Linked DNA regions of Homo sapiens: region 1 is linked to region 2. A link is a loop called in an ENCODE intact Hi-C map of the cell type or tissue named here. Cell type or tissue: ascending aorta. All regions are shown on one strand. Each heading gives the region's core, and the rest is flanking DNA. Links, peaks and the distances in the headings are about the cores only.

Region 1 (9,394 bases), core at 496-8,495, 97 kb before region 2:
ACTTGTTTACAATATAAGAGTTTAAAACTTTAAAATCTCAAATTTTCAGTTGAGTAATAAGTTCCATTCTTTATATACTTGGAAAATAACTTTTGTAATAATCATTGTTCTATGATCAATTAATATAAATATGTTAAGAGTTAAATACAGATTCTGTCCATTCCATATTCTTTAGCCATGAGTAAACATTAAAATAGAAAGAAAATTATCCTAATTTATCAATAGAAAGAAATCTCATTTAAGCTAACAATGCTGAAACTTACTTCTCCTAAAGGCTTCAATGTTGCAATATTATAGGTTGCCGGATCACGTTCTACTAAACATGTTTCTGTAAGTGCTAGAACTCTTTTAACAGGCTCCTTCAAAAAATAAAATTGAGACATATTAAGAAGTTATTTTTTAAAACGTCAAAATCAGGTGAACAAATTTTCATTTTTAACATATGGGTCTTACCGAATGTCTAGGTGATATTTTTTGGACTACAAACTCTGCTAAAGATGTGATGGATTCATCAGTGCTGTATTTTCCAAAGCGAAGATTCAAATATTGCTCGAATTCTAAAGGCTCTTTCCTGATCCGCAATGAAATACCTATGTAGTTACCAGCATGGTCTATTGCACTTTTAATAATCTCTTCTCTTTGCTCTGACGCAAATAAATGCTGCACAAATTTAGAAATTTAAAAAGTCAGAGTTGAAACAACTGAAATGTGTCTGTAGCTAATCAACTCATAGGAAAGGTATTAAAGTAGCAATTCTAGAGAAAAAAGAGGTAGGTATTAGAGGCAAATAAGCAGTTGTTTCAATGAAAAGACTATTACTAAATTAAAATAATAAAGTCTGGGATACAGAGCTTTGCAACTAACTCACTGAACGGCAATTATCTCAAAATTTCTCAGGTTCTGGTTCTCATCACCTTGTGCAAAACAGCATGCTGGGTCTTCCAAGAAGGGCCTCCAAGGAACCCCAGCCAAGCCACTGGGGGTGATGGGTACTGTGTGGGCAGGATTCCCAGTTTCAAACAACGCAGCTCTGATTTAATCTGTTTTACACAGTAGGCTTCTTTGCAAGATGATGCTGAAGAATGTTTAAATGTTTACAAGTCATTGGCCTACCGATGTTACAAACCAACTTTCTGGGCTCTATTTACAAAGGTAAGGGAACAGGCTACAGGATGAGTATCTGTTATTTGAAATGCTTGGGATCAGAACTATTTCAGACTTCAGAGTTTTTCAGCATTTGGAATATTTTCATTACACTTACCAGTTGAGCATCCCAAATCTGAAAATCCCAAATCTGAAATGCCCCAACAAGCATTTCCTTTAAGCATCATGTTGGCACTCAAAAAGTTTCCGATTTTGGAACATTTTGAACTTCCAGATTTGGTATGCTCAACCTGAACTTGCATTTGGTGTCTAGAGGCCAGAAATGCTCAATGTCCTGTAAAGGGCAGAGTAGGAGTGTCCCACACAAGAAAGAATTGTCCTCCTCAGAATGTCAACAGCTCCCCTGCTGAGAAACACTGGATCACATCGTGTTTAAGAACCTGGTTTTATTCCTAGCAGCTTTTTATAGTCACCATAGATGCAAAAGGTATTAGATAAAGGTTTGTTGAATAAATCTGGTATAGTACCATATTTATAGTGAATTGATTCATTTTAGCTAGTGTCTTACAGTGAGAAAGTGGATTAATTCAAATGAAAACTTCTTGCTGCCCCCAAGTAATACAAAATGTTGGCAATAAGAAGAGTATGAAACAATTTTCATCCTTAACGTTTACCTTATTATTCCATTTTATGGCTTGGTTGAATTACTGTGATACAGTTATCCTATTAAGGCCTGACAGGCCATATTCTTGTAATCAGGTATCTTTACCAACAAGATGTTAAACATTCCAAATTACCACTGACCAGGGAAGAGACAGTCTATGGATAGCACTAAGACAGCAGGCTTTGGGCTGGGAGAAGGGCCTTCATCTTTTGGGTCAAGCCTCAGAGGTAACACACAGAGGTTTACCTGTATGTTCCTAGATGAGGGAAACTAGGATGGTACCCATCAAGTGGGGAAAGAGTAAAATCTAAGATGGAAAAAGGCCTGTAACTCTGAAGAACCAACTATATTTCTACATCAGATTATCTAGCCCCCATCATTGTTTATTTCCCTTTTGCTAACATCTACTATCTTATATATGTAAAAGTTCAACGCTTGCTTTGGCTCTGCTACCAACAGAACGATATTTTATCTACAAAACACTAAAAATTGAAGGAGCATTCCCGGAACACTAAGGTAGCTACAAGAATTAAAATTTTCAAGAGAAAGGAATTTTGCAATTAAGTTCAAATGAGTCTCTCCATTTGGAGACTTTCTCTACCGCACATCTTTGAGACAGAAAGGCAGGATGTATCTTAAAAAAAAATAGTTATATATACTTCAGCTTCTATTACTGATTAACAGGGTTCTCAGCACCTTAAGTAGCTTCTGTTATACCCCATAATTTACTTATATATAATTCTGAATTTCAGAACAAAAACACGCAATGAATTCCAGATTGAAGTTTCAATGCATACTCAGATTTCAGATTATAAACAGCCAGGCAAAGGATGAAAGATTCTCAAAAAGTAAGTGATTTTAAATTACTTTTTTCATTTTTTTTTCCTTTTTGTGCAGAACAAGGTCTCACTATGTTGCCAGGCAGGTCTCAAACTCCTGGGCTCAAGCTATCCTCCTAACTCTGCCTCCCTAAGTGCTGGGATTATAGGTGTGAGCTGCCATGCCAGGCTTAAATTACTTTTTCAAAGAAAGCTTAGAAACTTTTTGGTAAGACAGTAATACCAATGAAAATAACAACTGTAGTCACTGTTTACCGTACTAAGCCATCCATTGTGTGTAAAGCATTTTACATAAATTATCTCACCAGATCCTCACTCTCCTCATTTTGGAAAGCAGCAAACTGGGATTCAAGCTCAGGTATCTTTGATACCAAAACCTGGACTATTATACTTCCTTCCAGAGGACTCACGTGAAATTTCAAAATGAAGTATAAAAAGCTTTGCTTTCCTTCAAATGGTCATGACCCTTTTAAAGTGTTTTTTTTTTTTAAAATAGTACTTACCAATCTACTAAATCCTCCATAAAGTATACAAAATCCTCCTTGATAATCTGAGAGATCTACAAATCCTTCAATATTTCTATAGTCATAGGAACAGAGTACTCTGTTGGTTGCAGGATTAATTTGGTCAAAGCCTCCTGGAGTTACTTCCAAAATTACAGGTTTTCTTGAGTCACTCCAGTGATGCTTATAGCAGTTGTATCTCTAAAGACAGAATCAGTATTACTTTTAGGTTCATAAAATAAAATCATATAAAATAAAATTTAATGTATCACAGTCACTATTGAAACGACCAAAAATCTAACTGTCATCGTAAATATTTAGAGCTACTATCCAAATTGTTAAAACTATGATTAATTTTAACTATTTGGAGGTGTTTAAGAATGTTCACACTAACTGAAGACAGTACATTCTTTTTTAATTAGCAAAGGGTTTGGGTTACAATATTTTATGAAGCTATTTTAAGCCACTCTATGTAAATTTATAAAAAGAAAAAAGAGGAAATCCTACATAGAAATGTATTCTGAAAGAGTTTTACTGGAAAAAAGATCTACTTTCTTTGATGGATTCTTTTAATCCAAGTTCAATAATGAAAAGAGCTAAGTCACATTTCAGGGAAGTTGTAATATTCAATTTAAACAACCTGAACCGCCTCAGTATATTAATGTATATTTTATTTCCACATACAAAAAAAAAAAGCTGAGGCCTGTATTTGACCTTAGGCTTTTCTAATCACACAACTGGAAAGTTATCTTCAAGATGTTTGATCATATTAGCAAGTAAAATTCCATTTAGATAATATTCCTTCACAAATTAAAGTAGCTGAGTGTCAGAAATTATTAGAATAGTCAATATCCATTTACTATCCAGTTTCAGTCTTTAAAAAGAAAAAAGGTTTAATCAAGGCTGCTAAGCAAAATGATGCGATACGGAAGAAGAAAATAAATTTAAAATAATAGAAAACTGAAGCAAAGAGAAAATAAGGATAACAAAGTTTCAGATGTGAAATGAGTATCCTCTCCCCCACCCAAACACCGCAGTTTTCTACCCATCAATATAAAGTGGGATACATGGTCAATTACAATTTTTAATGTAAAAATCAATTGGTTGCTCTGGAGTACAACTATTTCTGATACTGAAATAAGAAATTATCTTCTAGGTTTTCAGAAAAGAGAGTGAAGCACTAAGTAATGAACACCTCCACTAATATCCCAACACTGAAGTCAGCAATGACTTTCACAGGACATCAAGTCTCCTCAACATTACTGATCTATGCATCGAACACACACATAGTTCCATAAAAGTAATTATGCAGACAGACAAAGGGGCCTGCACTAATCCAAGAATACAGAACCTTGATTCTGAACCAAAAGATCAGTCAATGCCACACCTCTGCTGCAGGAATGGGAGAAGGCAGGGCACAAAAATTGTGGAGCTTTCCAAACTATACTTGTTTACATGCCTCAAGACCACTATATAGGATATTCTCCATTCCTCCCAGCTCATAAACAACTGCCATTAATGAGATGTGCTGATGGAAGCATCATTATCCCTCAGGATTGCAGGGGCCAACCAAGAAGGACTTTTGAGAAACCCTGATTTAGAAGTATATCTAGGGCAAATGGAGGTCTTAGAGCCAAATTCAACTTAGGCAAGAAGAGTGCCGTTTAGCCAGCACAGTATTTGGGGTGGAATCTAAACTTGTTATTAGGACAATACAGGTGTCACTTTGAGCCCCTTACTCCTGATGTAAAATCAGGTAAACTATCCTTTGGGCAATCTTCTAGAGGTACTGTTTCTACCACAAGATTTTGAAAAGTATTAAATGGCTGAAGTTAACTGGTACAAAAGACAGCTTATATAAAAATTCTAAGTATGCTTTTGAAAGCAGTTGTTTCCCAAACAGATGAGGTACGTCACCTGACAATATAGAATAATTAAAATAAGCACACCAAGTTATGATTTATAAAAATTTGACCATGGCTCATCAGGAACAAGAAATAAGCAGCTCGCCAGTTGCCATTAAACTATTTTTAAACGCTGCTGGGCAACCAGCCAATTGCTAGAGTTGAAATTAGTGAGGTTTCTGGGATGCTAAAAAAAGTAGCAGAATATTCATAGAAATATTCTATGAATGAGGGCTTAAGACAGACAGGAGAATGGTGCTGCCCGCATATCAGAATTCAGTTCCTGCCTTTTGCCAGAAGCTAGGGTTCTGAACAGTGCTATAAATTTAAGCATTATTTTTCTCCATTATAAAAGTAATACTTGCTAATGGGAAGAAATTTAATATCTCAAGAGAGTGAAAAAAGGTTACACTCCTGTTCCTCTTTCCCAGAAGTCTCTGATTTAGTTTAAATGCTGCTGTTACATTACTGGAAAAGGCCTGGGAAAGTTAAGACGACTCTGATATGCCACCACAGCTTCCTCCAAAGCTGTCAGTGCACCATGCCAAGCTTCAGTACAGGCCAGATCCAGTCCAAGAACATGTAAGAAGACAGTTTCAGTATGCTCAAATCTTAAAACTTGAATATTTCTGAAATAAGAAACTCCTACACCAAACAATGAATGAATGTTCCAACATGCACTATCAGCAGTATGACGTTCTCTGGTATTACTGTTTGGGATACTGCATAAGGACTACCTGAATGCTTATAGTGTTGCTTTTAATGCTCCAAAGGTTTTTTTGCCTTTTTTTCCCCCCATCTACCAGTATCAACATTCTTAAATCTAACTGTTCATATTTGAGTTTCCTGTTAAACTACATAACATGATATCAGGAGACATTACAATTTTGTTTCTTTTCCCTTTAGCTTTGCTACAAATGGAACACACAGATTATGAAATGATTTCTACAATAAAGGGCAACATTTGAACAAATAAAAATACATAATAAATGTTAAATATTTACCCTTCCTGTGATTTTTCCCTCTGAAAAATCAGTTCTAAATCTCTGAAAGAGAAAACATAACCACAGTTTATGACAACAGACTGGTAAGGAAAACTTGGCTCACTCCCTTCTACTCAAAGCAAGTAAAATCCTGACTTGGTAACCTGGACACTAAAAACTGTTATTCAAGTTATAGTTTAAGAATATTCAATAAAAAGAGTATGAAACCTTATTGAAGAACAAGATAAACATACAATGCTTTCTCCTGCATATGCAATTAAAAAAAACTAATAAACTTGCAAATATAAAAGATTTTCCAGCCTGTTAGAGAAAAGTGAACGTTTCACAGGGTCAAGTTAAAGGTCAGTAAGAAAAAAATAATCATAGTGGGTACAGGGGCAGAGAACATTAATTTCTCTACTTCTATGTAACTACTTCATTTTAAAAAGAGAAGAAAGAAATTTTATTTATGAACATGGAATCTTCTTACCAATGCTTCTGTAAGAAGTTCTGTTCTGTGCTCTGTAGAAAATTTTAAAGTTTCTGACTTTTTTCCACTGCCTTTACGAAATGTGAGGTTGAACTCCGTTCCTTGTCCTTTTCCAACAGGGCTGATGCTGCAAATGTCTCCATAAGGCCACTTAAAAAAAAAAAAATTTTGACTGGTGCTACTATAATACAGTAAAATGTAATGCTTATTTTTGTCACTTTAATTTCATAATCACTGATTAAATCAGCAAAATTTTATAAAATAGAGTCTAGAAATTGTGTCTTACAGTAATTCTGTAAAAAATTCTTTTAAAGGTTTTTAGTCAGAAAAATCCAATATGTATTCCTATTTTAATGATGACATTAATCCAAAGAAATTAAAATTAAAAAGTGATAAGAACTGGGAAGTGAAATTTTATGACTACTTAAAAATTTGTTAAAAAGTTTGTGAAACATGCCTAATTTGGAATTAAAATAGGCCAGAATATCTTTGAATATGTTTACTTATAAATGTTCAGGTTACTCTTGCCTTTATAAACCCATAATCCTACTCCCATGACGAGTATTTTACACTAACTGGACTCATGACTTATATATGCTTTTGTTACAGTAAAAAGTATAAGCCTTTATAAATTATAGAGAACTAAATTACTAATTTTACATAAAGGAGGTGGCCACAACTAATAGTAACATCAAGTTATACCCTTGAGAGCCCTAGAAATAAGCATATTCTCCCCCTCCTGTTTATTTATTATTTATTTTTGGTCCCCAAATCAGAGTATTATGTAAGCACATCAATCTCTTTCTGATTTGACATTTCTATCTTCAAGTACTGATTTAAGGGAGGGTAATGGTCACAGCCTGGCTTTTAAAATTCAAAGGGAGTTCATACAAACACCTAACAGCTTCTAACAGGATTACCTGATTTGTTACTTCTAAGGTATTGGGATTATATGTAGTAATCGCATGAGTTCCAACTGAAAAGACACGCTTATACCTACAAAGGAAAACAAGTGCTTAAATTTAGTTTTAAACAAAAAGATATTTTATAAGAAAATATATATAACACAAAACAAACAGTTCAATACATAGAAATGTGTTAGTTGATTAATGGTGACTAAATATAGCTTAGTTATATATTCTCACCTTTTTAAACATTCTAAAATGTTATTTTTATTAAAACCCACCCACTCATTTTACTGTGAACTATTAAGATATCTAAGTAGAAAAGTATGATTTATATGCAAGCAATCTTGTGTGATGTTAGTATAAATTAAGTTGGCAAAGCATCAGCTGAGGATGCTGAAAGATCCTAAATGGGAAAGTTTTATTAAAAAAAAAAAACACTGCATACCAATGCTTTCAAAATACCCTTACAACAAAGCCATATGGAAAGGAAGGAAAAGCTATGGCCTGGGGCAACTGGTCAGTCACAGCCATATCCTGGAATCTTAATAGTTTCTACTTAAGCAACTACCTATTACATCTCAGTGTTGCAATTTTATAGAAGTAGGAAGCCTACACCACAAACAAGCAGTTTTCACTTCTCACTTCATTTCCTTTCAAGTAACATATTTGAAGGAGAAAAAACATTTGGGTATCAGTAATCCTTCAAAAGAGAAAGGAATTCATAATCATAAAAGGAAATTGAATTAGAAAAACTTATTTAAAGCAAAATAATTAGTTCTTTGGAAATAAAATATTAAAATGGATAAAACATTAGTATATATAAAACAAAATTAAGGAAAACAAAGACTTCACACAACCAAAAGTTTTTTAAAATGCTGCATATAACTCTATGCTGACAAATTTGAAAATCAACCCTTCAATATAAGAATAAATCAACCCTTATATTGAAGAATTTAAGAAAGCTGCAAAGAATTACATCCTCCAAAAGCACCAGGCTCAAATGATTTCAAGACAGAAGAAACCTGAGGACCAAGTAACTCCCATGCTCCTTAAATTGTTGCCGAAAACTGAGTAAAAACAGCTTCTCAATTTTTTTAATACTACTAAAATCTGAAAAGACAATACAATAAGAAAAAAACCCACCAATCTATTTTCAAAGCTAATATTAGCAGTAACAATCAAGTCGCATTTTAAAATAGTAATACACCGTGACCAATTAGGTAAACACTTCAATATTAGAAAAATCTATTAACATAATTTGTTATATTTATTGAAATATCTAGTTGTATTTTAATACGAGATTTTTTTAATTATCAAAAATGCTTAAGTTAAATCAAATGTCTTTTTGACATCTACGGAGAGAATCATGTTTTCTTCCTTTGAACTATTAGTATGCTAAAAAGGCATTAATAACTTAAACAAACAGCCATGATCAGACTCAAAGGTAATACAATAAAAGTATTCCCATTAAGATCAAGAGAGATCTTTCACATTTTCATTTTTCTCTTGTCTATTTTTTAAAATCAGTATATTATAAAAATGAGAAAGTATTTCCATTTAGGTAAAAAGGAAATGATAAGATTTTATTAATCTTTACCACATATCCATATACAAAAGTATTGCTACATTGTGTTTTTTTTCCTAACTCTACATGTCTAAAGTGGAGTGAGAAACTAAAGAATTATAGCACTTCCCTCTAACAAAAAAGCAGTCATTTGCTTCTTTTTAAAGTGGAGTGAGGGTTAGGGGACTGGTGAAGTAAACAAGCTATCTAAAGAGCTTAAAAGTTTCAAAACTTCAAAGGCTTAATCAATTAATAGGAACTAAAACAAAGAAATAAGATTTTGCTCAGTCTTTGACTTAAAAGCTGCACAGTGAAATCAAATGTGTGATAAGAGATGTGAATTCACAAACTATTTTTCAAAATCACCCTGAAAGTCAAACATGAAACTCCTTACAATCCTGAAATAAAACTACAGAATTTGTTTATTTTATTCTG
Region 2 (9,394 bases), core at 783-8,782:
ATCTCCTTTCTTTGCCTCTCCTTGAGAGAAGGCTGGAACTGATGGGTAAATTGGTTTTTTGCCCATCAGCCTATTCACATCTTTCCTTCCTTGTTCCCATCCTAGATTGTGGGGTTTTTTTTTGAAATCTGTTCCATTTCAGACATTTAAAGAACAGCCTTATCTAATCCTGCTCAAGCAAAATCTCAGAATCCTTAAATACAAAAGATCCTGTGTGGCCAGTCATATAGTTCATGGGAACTCTATGAACTTTGACCTAAGCTTTATCTCTGATTATATTTTGGCACTGCTGCCCCTTTACATTAACGCTGAAAAACAAAACAAAACTTAGCTAAGTTTTATGGCAAGTGGGGGCAGGGTCAGGTGAAGAGGTAGGAATTGCCTGAGGTTGGGGGTCCCTAAAACATAAAATAATCATCCAAAGCCCATTTTCCTCAAAGCTGGGGGTAATGGCCAAAGTATGTTCTCAAAGCATCATCTGCCCTGAGAAAGGGCAGCTACTCCTTCTACAGAGATCTCTGTGCACACTAATCTGTACTGTCTTCAGTACCTTGATGGCTGTTTGTGGTCATACACTCCGTGGACCAGTCTTGAGGGATCACAGGGCCAACCAGCTCAGCAAACCTCTCCAGAGGACAGCTGGGGCTGCAGCCAGGTAGCATGAGGGGATACGGCTCGTGCTGCGTCTCATTCCGATAGTACATCTCCACAAAGTACTCCCTGGCAGACAAAGGCAGAGGAGAGAGCTCTGTTAGTTCTGTGTTGTTGAACTGCCACTGAATTTCTTTCCACTTGGACTATTACATGCCAGTTGAGGGACTAATGGAAAAACTTATGGGGAGATTTTAGCCAATTTAGGTGTGTAAATGGGGAGACTGGGGCAGGCGGGAGAGATTTGCAGGGTGGAAATGGGAGGGCTGGTTTGTTAGATGAACAGGGACATAGGAGGTAGGCACCAGGATGCTAAATCAGAGGAGGTGGTGAGAAGTGATGGTTGCAGGGAGCTGGGTGGGACTTTGAGCCTTTGGATAAGAAGTGGGAGGCAGGTGGGGGTGTTGGGTTTTCCTTCTCCTCCTCCCTTCTTTTTAGGCTTCTCATTTGCTCCTTTTTTTCTTTTTCTGTTTTCCTACTTGAGTATTTCTTTCAGTCCTCTTTCTGAATGTATCTCCCCTCTCCTTAACTAGGCTATAAACATGGAACTGAATAATATATAACATATGTGCTTGAATATACAGCAAGACTTTATCAGAAAATTATCCCTCAGAACAAAGATGTGGGTATGTGTTCCAGTCCTTCCATTGTGTCACGTTAAGGAGAGCTCTCTCAATGCTTTATCTCAAAAAAACAATGTACTATTTGGGAAGGTCCAATGGTGTAAACTAACCTGAGTTAAACCAGCGTGAGTTGCTTATGGAAGCCATTTGCTAATCAAGGAGTCAGGAGGGGAACTCAAGAAGGATTTAGAGATCCTTCTTTTGGTGTAACCTTACAATGGCTACTTTTGGTTGTCATTATAAACAAGCCTTTTAAAACATCACTTTAAAAAGCCATATAAACATAGTAACAGCAAATATTCACTTATGTCTATAAGGCTGGGCGCAGTGGCTCACGCCTGTAATCCCAGCACTTTGGGAGGTCGAGGCGGGTGGATCACGAGGTCAGGAGATCGAGACCATCCTGGCTAACACGGTGAAACCCCGTCTCTACTAAAAATACAAAAATTAGCTGGGTGTGGTGGCACATGCCTATAGTCCCAGCTATTTGGGAGGCTGGGGCGGGAGAATCACTTGAACCTGGGAGGTGGAGGTTGCAGTTAGCCGAGATCACGCCACTACACTCTAGCCTGGGCAACAGAGCGAGACTCCATCTCAAAAATAAAATAAAATAAAATAAAAATAAAATAAAATAAAATAAAATAAGATAAAATAAAATAAGATGTCTATAAAACTTACAAAAACCTCCCTAATATGTATTATGAATGGGTACTTATATCTTGGAATAACTTTTTCAGTAACAGCATCTTCTGTCTTAAGATGATATGGCCTAGATGACCAATACTCCATCAAACTCTGTTATTCTCTTTCCATAGAATTGAATTATGGCTCAGAAGTGACCACATTGCCAAGACTACGTTGTACCTAGGTAGGACCAAGTCACTAATTTAGCCAGTAGAAAGTGAGCAGAAATGATATGTGTCCCCTTTAAAAGGCTGACGTGGTTGATAAGCGGGTTGCTGCCTCCACCCTTTCATTCCTTTCTACAAGCTGCCTGCAAGTGAGCACAGCACTCTTGAAACCGTAGGTCCAAAGAGGGAACCCTGGGTGCCTGAATCACCACGTGTGAATCACATCTATTAATGTACACCTGCATTGTACTGTTAGATAAGTGTGAAATTAATTTTCATTGGGTTAAGACTTCAAAAATCTGAGGTTCATCTATATAGAAGACAAAATTATCTTTTATTAGTGAATATATCTGGGAAACAATTTTAAAAGACTCAAAATTGGCTTTAGTGGTGAAGACACAAGCCAAAGATGAGTACAAAGAGTTTAGATAAAATCATTTTATAAAATGTAAAAGTGAAACAAAGCAATATTAACTTAATGAATTATTTTATATAGTCTATGATTTTAAATCTCTGTATCTAACCCAAAATTAAATCTTTTAAGAATATTTTTAGCTACCTTTTCTACAACCTGAAAAGTTTACGTATTTAAGATGGTTGAAAATCTAAAATACTCTCTCTTTCTGTCTCTCTCCGTATCTTCTCATAAGAAAATGTGAGATCACTTCACAGTCAGGATCACCTAATAAGCAGGCTTAGACAGAATTCGTTAACTCGAAGCCTCCTTGATCCTAATTTAAAAGCAATCACGTTTCACCTTTGATATTTCCCTGGAGTGCCAATAAAAAAAATCCTAATACAACAACAAATTGGACTTGACCTTTACGTGGCCCTTGGTTAATTTTTTCTGTATGTCACTGCCTTTCAGTTGAAAAAATACTCCACACTTGATTTGTAATATAGATTTAACTCAGGGTCGTAAAACAAGGCAATTCAGTGGGAGAAAATGCTTCTGTGCACTGAGAAAGCAAGCTCTGGACCACTGGGGTCCAGAAACCAGAGAACAGGGAGGTACGAGTAGAGTCAGTAGCTTCTCTTGTCTTATCCCAAAGGAGATGGTGCCTGCTCCTGAAGCTGATCCTGGAATTTGGTTGGATTTATTAACTCTGTGCCCAGAGCTGGCCTTCTGATGGGCAGACTTGTGCCGGGCTTGTTATTAAGAGAGGGTTTTATGTCTCTAGTCGTTTCATTCCCATTTTCTGTTCTATTTGGCCAGTCTCCATTTTGTGGGTCTTACCTCTCCATGCTGACTCTAGATATTTGAGAGCAAGGTTAACTAAGACCACATTTTAGTTCTAGTTCATTGTGCCTGACACTCAGTTAGAGGTTCAATAAAGAATGTATCTACCTGTCCCTAACTGTGCAGAACTCACTTCTTTGTAAGCAGTGAAGATATTGGTTGAGAATGAAGTCTCTGTGCTGTTACTTTCTTACTCTACAAATTCAGGGGCCAGAAAGCTACATCCAAGACTACAAAATTTGCAAGATGAAATACAGGGCCCATTGTTTAAACATTATTACAATTTAAAGATGGCCACAGCAGATCATTAAAACAAGCATGGGCTCTTTTGAGCCAGGTCCCCATGTAACTGCACAGTCAGGTTGGTGTGCAGCTATTGTGAATGCCTTGAGGGAAGGGCAAAATAGATCTCCCTGACTAATCCCAAAACAAACTCTGGGGTCACTGCCTTAACTCAGCCCTTTCCTTGCTCTTATTTCACTAATAATATCCCATGAAGTCTGGTGACTTGTTCCAAATACCTCCTTCTTCTCCTCCCAATGAGAATGTCGTTGTCACAGCAGATAAATATTTTTGGTATGACCTTGGTGTGATAATCAATTCTTCCCCAGTTTTTCCAGGACATTTCTGGTTTTAACAATGAAATTCACATGTTCTGAGAACACCAGATTTCATGGGTCAATTCTGGTGAACTGGGACATTTGGCTACGCTAACTTTGACCCTTCTAATGGGTTCAAGCTAAGCTGTGGTCATCTGGGGAGGGCCACACCAGGTCACACAGAGGTAGACACCAGTTAGAAATTGTACTTTAAGAATCTTGACTTGTGGATATGAATCATCAGAAGCTGAATGAATATGTTTGAATTCTTTAATTGAAAAAATATTATTATATAACCATCAAGAAATTTTTCTCTTGCCAAGTATATATACAATACATGCCTACTTCTTAGAATACCTTAATTTTTTTAAAAATGTAATTTCTGTTACATAGGCTATTTCCCAATTTTTTCATCTACTGTGTATATTATTTTCCAGTAAAAGTCTTCATGAAAAAGAAAAAAGAGACATGACTAGCAAAGATCTTGTTACCACCATTCTTCCCTCTGAATATAAAACCAAATCAAAGACAAACAGGCACACAACCCTTAACCCAAAATAATAATAATGAAACCCAAGGTCCAGTGATACTGATTTTGAAAAGCACTTAGTCACTTACCCCTTCTCAAAGTACAATTCCGTCAAGTGGCAAGAAGCATAGGGAGGAAGGAGTCCGTTGTAAACATCTAGCGCCATCTGTAGGCCACTCACAGTAGTGTCATGCTACAGAGATTGAAATCAATTTTATCGCCTGTTCAGATTCACATTCAATAGGTATGAAGCACTTGTACAGCACCATGATGGCTTCTGATTCAATTAAATTTCCCATACGCCCACAATGACTTAATAAGTAGAGAAGGAAAGATTTTGGTTGAGCATTAGCGGTGTGCTAGGCAGTATGATTTAGATATGTATCATTATTTTCATTTAAAAGATGAAGAAATTGGCTGGGCGTGGTAGCTCATGCCTGTAATCCCAGCACTTTGGGAGCCCGAGGCAGGTGGATCACTTGAGGTCAGGAGTTCGAGACCAGCATGACCAACATGGTGAAACCCCATCCCTACTAAAAAAAAAAAAAAAAGCTGGGTGTGGTGGCATGGGCCTGTAAATCCAGCTACTTGGGAGGCTGAGGCAGGAGAATCGCTTGAACCCGGGAGGCAGAGGTTGCAGTGAGCCAAGATCGTGCCACTGCACTCAGAAGGTGACAGAGCGGGACTCCATCTCGATAAAATAAAATAATTTTAAAAATAATAATAAAAGATGAAGAAATTGAGACCCAGGGAAATTAAGCAACTTGCTTAATGTCATATAACCCCAAATGGAAGAAAGTAAATTTGAATCAAGCCTCCTTAAGTGCTGTGCCTTTTTGAAATATTTTGAAACACATTAATGCTAGATTATATTTTTCTATAGATTAGCATCATCTGTGATTTAAAGTTGTGGAAGAATATATGAGGTTTAAATGTTTAGGGAAGATAAAATACAAGGAAGTATAGGATGCAATTTAAAATAATTGTAAAGCTAAATGTTTACCCCAGAGTGGCTGGAAGGTATAGGGGAGTGGTTTTCAACCCCCTTTCTGCCACTGATTAGCTATCTAATCTTAGGCAGTCCTCAACTTCCATATCTGCAAAATTGGGATAACATTTGGCTGCCTAAACTGTATGGCAGCGTGCACATATTCAAAAGGCGTTAGAAGTAATCTAATAGAGAAAAAAAAAAAGGAGCTACGGATATGACATGCTGGAAGTCACACCACAAGTTAAAACTAGAAATCAGATTAGACACTACGAAAATTGGCAGAAATGACTAATTTCAGGCCTATCTCTCTCCAGGAAGCACTCTGCTCCTGCCCAGGCCTATTTCCCTAGTCTATACCATTTAGGGCTCCTGATAATAAACAAACTTCCTGGCATCTTCAGTCACCTCTTTCACCTTCTTGCATGAATGAAAACATGACTTTCTTTCTCCAGCCACAGCTGAGAAACCTTTTGTCATGGAGATGTGAGTGAAAGGAGTCAGCATGCTATGTCCTGTTTCCCTGCTCATCCCAGACTCCATGGGCAGCTATTTGAATGTATAATACAATTGCAGAATTTTCCCCAAACACTGTGTCTCTCCTTGGCGTCTCAGACTCTTCTCTCCCTGGCTTCTCCAAGATGAAAGCCTTTTCTAAGATCTCTTGCTCTCTTTTCTTTCTACTCCCAAATGTAGCTCCAACTTTGAGTTGCAGTCCTTCTTCCCTTTCCTCCTTCTATTCTCTTTGCCATCTGAAGTTTTCTGCTGGGATGCCCCTGTGGCATTTCAAACCCATTGCCTAATCAGTACATTTGCCTGGCCCAAGACCACCTCCTTCCTGCCACTGAAAACTGAAATCTTGACTTCATCTGGGGCTTCACCTTCCACATCATTGTCTTCCACCCACTTCCAATTCATCACTGAGAATGCACACTCAGCTTTTCTTGTAACCTGGCTCACTTCTTTTCCTCTCCTGCCGCTGCCCTAATTTTAGGCCATATCCCCATTTTTCTAGACTATCACAAAAGCTTTCTACACCATATCCTGTTCCCAACATCCAGTTATTCTATAAAATAATTAATTTCCAAAATGCTGCTCCTATCCTGTCACTCCTGCCCTGCCTTCCCTGAGCAAACACTGACAGGGGGGTTCTCCCTTGCTTCCTTGCTTCTTTCTACAATTAAACAAAGAAGCAGCAGGACAACATGGCCCTTCAGCTGCCATCCAGCATAAACTTCTGACACTCCATATCAGGGCTATCTAAAAAACCTTCCATGATGATGGAGATGTTGTATATCTGTGCTCTCCAATTCAGTAGCCACTGGCTATATATGGCTATTGAACACCTGAAATGTGGCTAATACAACCGAGGGACTTAATTTTTCATTCTACTTAATCATAATTAATTTAAATGTAAGTAGCTACTTCTGGCTACTAGGTTCCATATTGAGCAGCACAGTTAACATCCACTAATTTGGTACCACTTTTTGGACACAACATTCCTGGCCTTCCACTTCTGTCCTAATAATTTACTTTATTTGTCCTACACACTAGTGAGGAGCACTTACTAACCCCTTTCATTTTGATGTGTTGGATGTGCTGCCTTGTCTAGGAAGCCTTTCTGCTTCTCTTCTCCACCCTCTTGGAACAGAAGGGATGGCTAGATTTTCTGAGGTGCCATAGCACTTGCCTGCATGGTATTTCCATCCCATTTTGTATAGTGTTTATGTTTGTCTTCTTGTTAGTTTAGATTATAAATCCCTTAAAGGACAGAATGATGCATTTAATTCTAAAAGCTTTGTGCAAGTGCCTACCACGTACAAGGAGATGGGGAAATGAAGATTAAAAAAAGATGAGGTCCTGTGCTTCAAGAGATCACACACTTGAACAAACATATGTTAAATGAAGATGAAAATACTTACCGCAGAATACATGATGAGTTTTTTGTAGCTTGGTATCTGAGTTGCTCTCTTCATGTGATTGAGGATTTCATTGACCAGGACACCTTAAAGAAGATGAATCAATAACCAAACTGAACCAAACATAAGCTTCTATTTTAGTTCATTAGCTTTTTGTCACTTCATAGTTGCGGACTCTCCCTGCCATGACTTAAGAAGAGGGGCAAAGATCTAATTTTATTGAGCATCTGCTCTGTGCTAGGTAATGTGATTTACATACTTTTTTTTTTTTAAACTGAATCCTACGTCTCAACCCTCATTTTTAGGTAAGGAATCTTAAGTCCAAAGATATTAAGTGACTCACACAGCCAGGTAAGGAAAGCTGGATTGGCACACTAGGACTCTACCATACCGGGTTTTGTTAAAGCTCAGGTTAGGAGGCTGATAAGCTTGGAAGGAACTTCAGACAGCTTTTTCAGATCATAAAAGATAATTCTTAGCCCATGTTCTTCTCCAGAGCAGACCTGAAATGACAGCACAGCAGGTACTCCTCTATTTTCACCCCTCTTGCTTCTACTCTCTGGCAGTCAGACCTGTGGGAGGCCATGGGAGAAAGCAGCTCTCTGGATGTTTGTACAGATCATGGACTATTCTCTGTGGACCATTTCTCCAGGTTACCCTAGGTGTCACTATTGGGGGGACAGCCAGCATCTTTAGCTTTCATTTGAGTTTCTGTCTGTCTTCAGTAGAGGAAACTTTTGCTCTTCACACTTCACATCTGAACACCTAACTGCTGTTGCTCCTGAGGTGGTGAAAGACAGATATAGAGCTTACAGTATTTATCCTATTTCTAGGCACTGAGGGCTGTGGGGTACCTTGTGGTGCCAAAACAGATCCTGTTTTAAGGACATGTTGCTTCAGAGATGTCTGTAACTATCTGGTGTCTCTGTTGGTCTCTTTACCCTGCATCATGTGCTCTCTTGGCTGAGAATGACCAGTAGGGTGTGTTAGGGTGTGTGTGTGTGTGAGTTGTAATGAGCAGGGCATTGATATTAACAGATTGACTATAATCTCAGGTTCTGTAGTCCACTCAACAAACACACACTGAGCAGCTATGATGCGCCAGATACTGTGCTAGGAGAATCAGACCTGGTCCCTGCCCTCCAAAAACTCATAAAATAGTAAGAAGAGACAGGTCTGTACACCAGTAAGTATAAAAAAGGGTTAATTAAGGAGGTAGGTATCTGCTCTTTCTATAAGATACTGGAAATTCCTTGAGGATGAATAGGATAATCTGAATGTACATGTCTAACAGGTCTAAATCCCTCCATCTCAGAGAGGGTTGCCCTGTGGAATGCATTAGGGACTTTAGCTTGATTCACATGCCATGTTGGTGCTAAACTCTGTGGCCAAGCTTTTGGGAGCCATGACAGCCACCTGAAATCAGCAAGTTGCCCTTTGTCAACAAGTGCCTTTTAGTCAGGCTGCAGTTTTGGTCATGAATATATCAGTTCTTGGTTCTGGTATGATTACACCCTTATCCCAGGAGTGATTAGGGGTGACTATCATGATTATCCTCAGGCTCTGGCATATCAATATTCTGTTTTATAGGGGAAACTGAGGCTTGGAGAGGCTCAGAAACTTGATTAGATTATACAACTTGCAAGCAGAGAAGGAGGGCTTTAAATCTAGCATGTCCTGTGTCAAAACCTTTATTTGTAATCATTAGAACATGCTATCGTGGAAAGCTAGCTTCAAAGTTATCTGTTGTATCCTTTATTAAATCTTCGTAAACTAGACAAAAATATCATTGACCTGAAGACATAAACTTTGCTTCCTTCATTTCTAGTCTACAGCAGAGGTTGGCAAACTTTTCTGTAAAAGTCCAGAGAGTAAATGTCTTAGGCTTTGTGGGTTAAAAAATCTGTTGCAACTACTCAGCTCTGCGGTGGTAGCATGAAAGCAGCAATAGACAATGCATAAATGAATGAGTGTGGCTGTATTTCAATAAAACT

What was found. Hi-C counts contacts between places; a loop is a spot of excess contacts. Peaks named below come from ENCODE experiments on the same cell type or tissue, not always from the same donor. Only the 100,000 strongest peaks of a DNase experiment are listed, where the experiment ranks them.
Region 1: a loop joins it to region 2, with 5 times the contacts of the local background. A loop is called at or near these places in 10 of 110 quality-filtered maps.

What each region holds. Positions count from the first base shown.
Region 1 is chr3:132,444,564-132,453,957 of GRCh38, reverse strand. DNAJC13 (DnaJ heat shock protein family (Hsp40) member C13) reads right to left here. Exons shown (of 56, transcript NM_015268.4): 3 at 7,408-7,483; 4 at 6,488-6,637; 5 at 6,019-6,060; 6 at 3,111-3,311; 7 at 454-660; 8 at 264-359. Among named protein-coding and RNA genes, the nearest start is that of DNAJC13, 32 kb to the right of the region's middle. In ascending aorta, for the core only: no CTCF peak of the experiment used is centred there; a DNase peak (open chromatin) is centred at 5,157; H3K4me3 peaks cover 757 bases; H3K27ac peaks cover 2,718 bases.
Region 2 is chr3:132,348,012-132,357,405 of GRCh38, reverse strand. It overlaps ACP3 (acid phosphatase 3), which reads right to left. Exons shown (of 10, transcript NM_001099.5): 8 at 7,404-7,486; 9 at 4,583-4,686; 10 at 1-720. The coding sequence ends at 528. Among named protein-coding and RNA genes, the nearest start is that of ACP3, 35 kb to the right of the region's middle. In ascending aorta, for the core only: a CTCF peak has its summit at 4,666 (motif pointing left); a DNase peak (open chromatin) is centred at 4,665.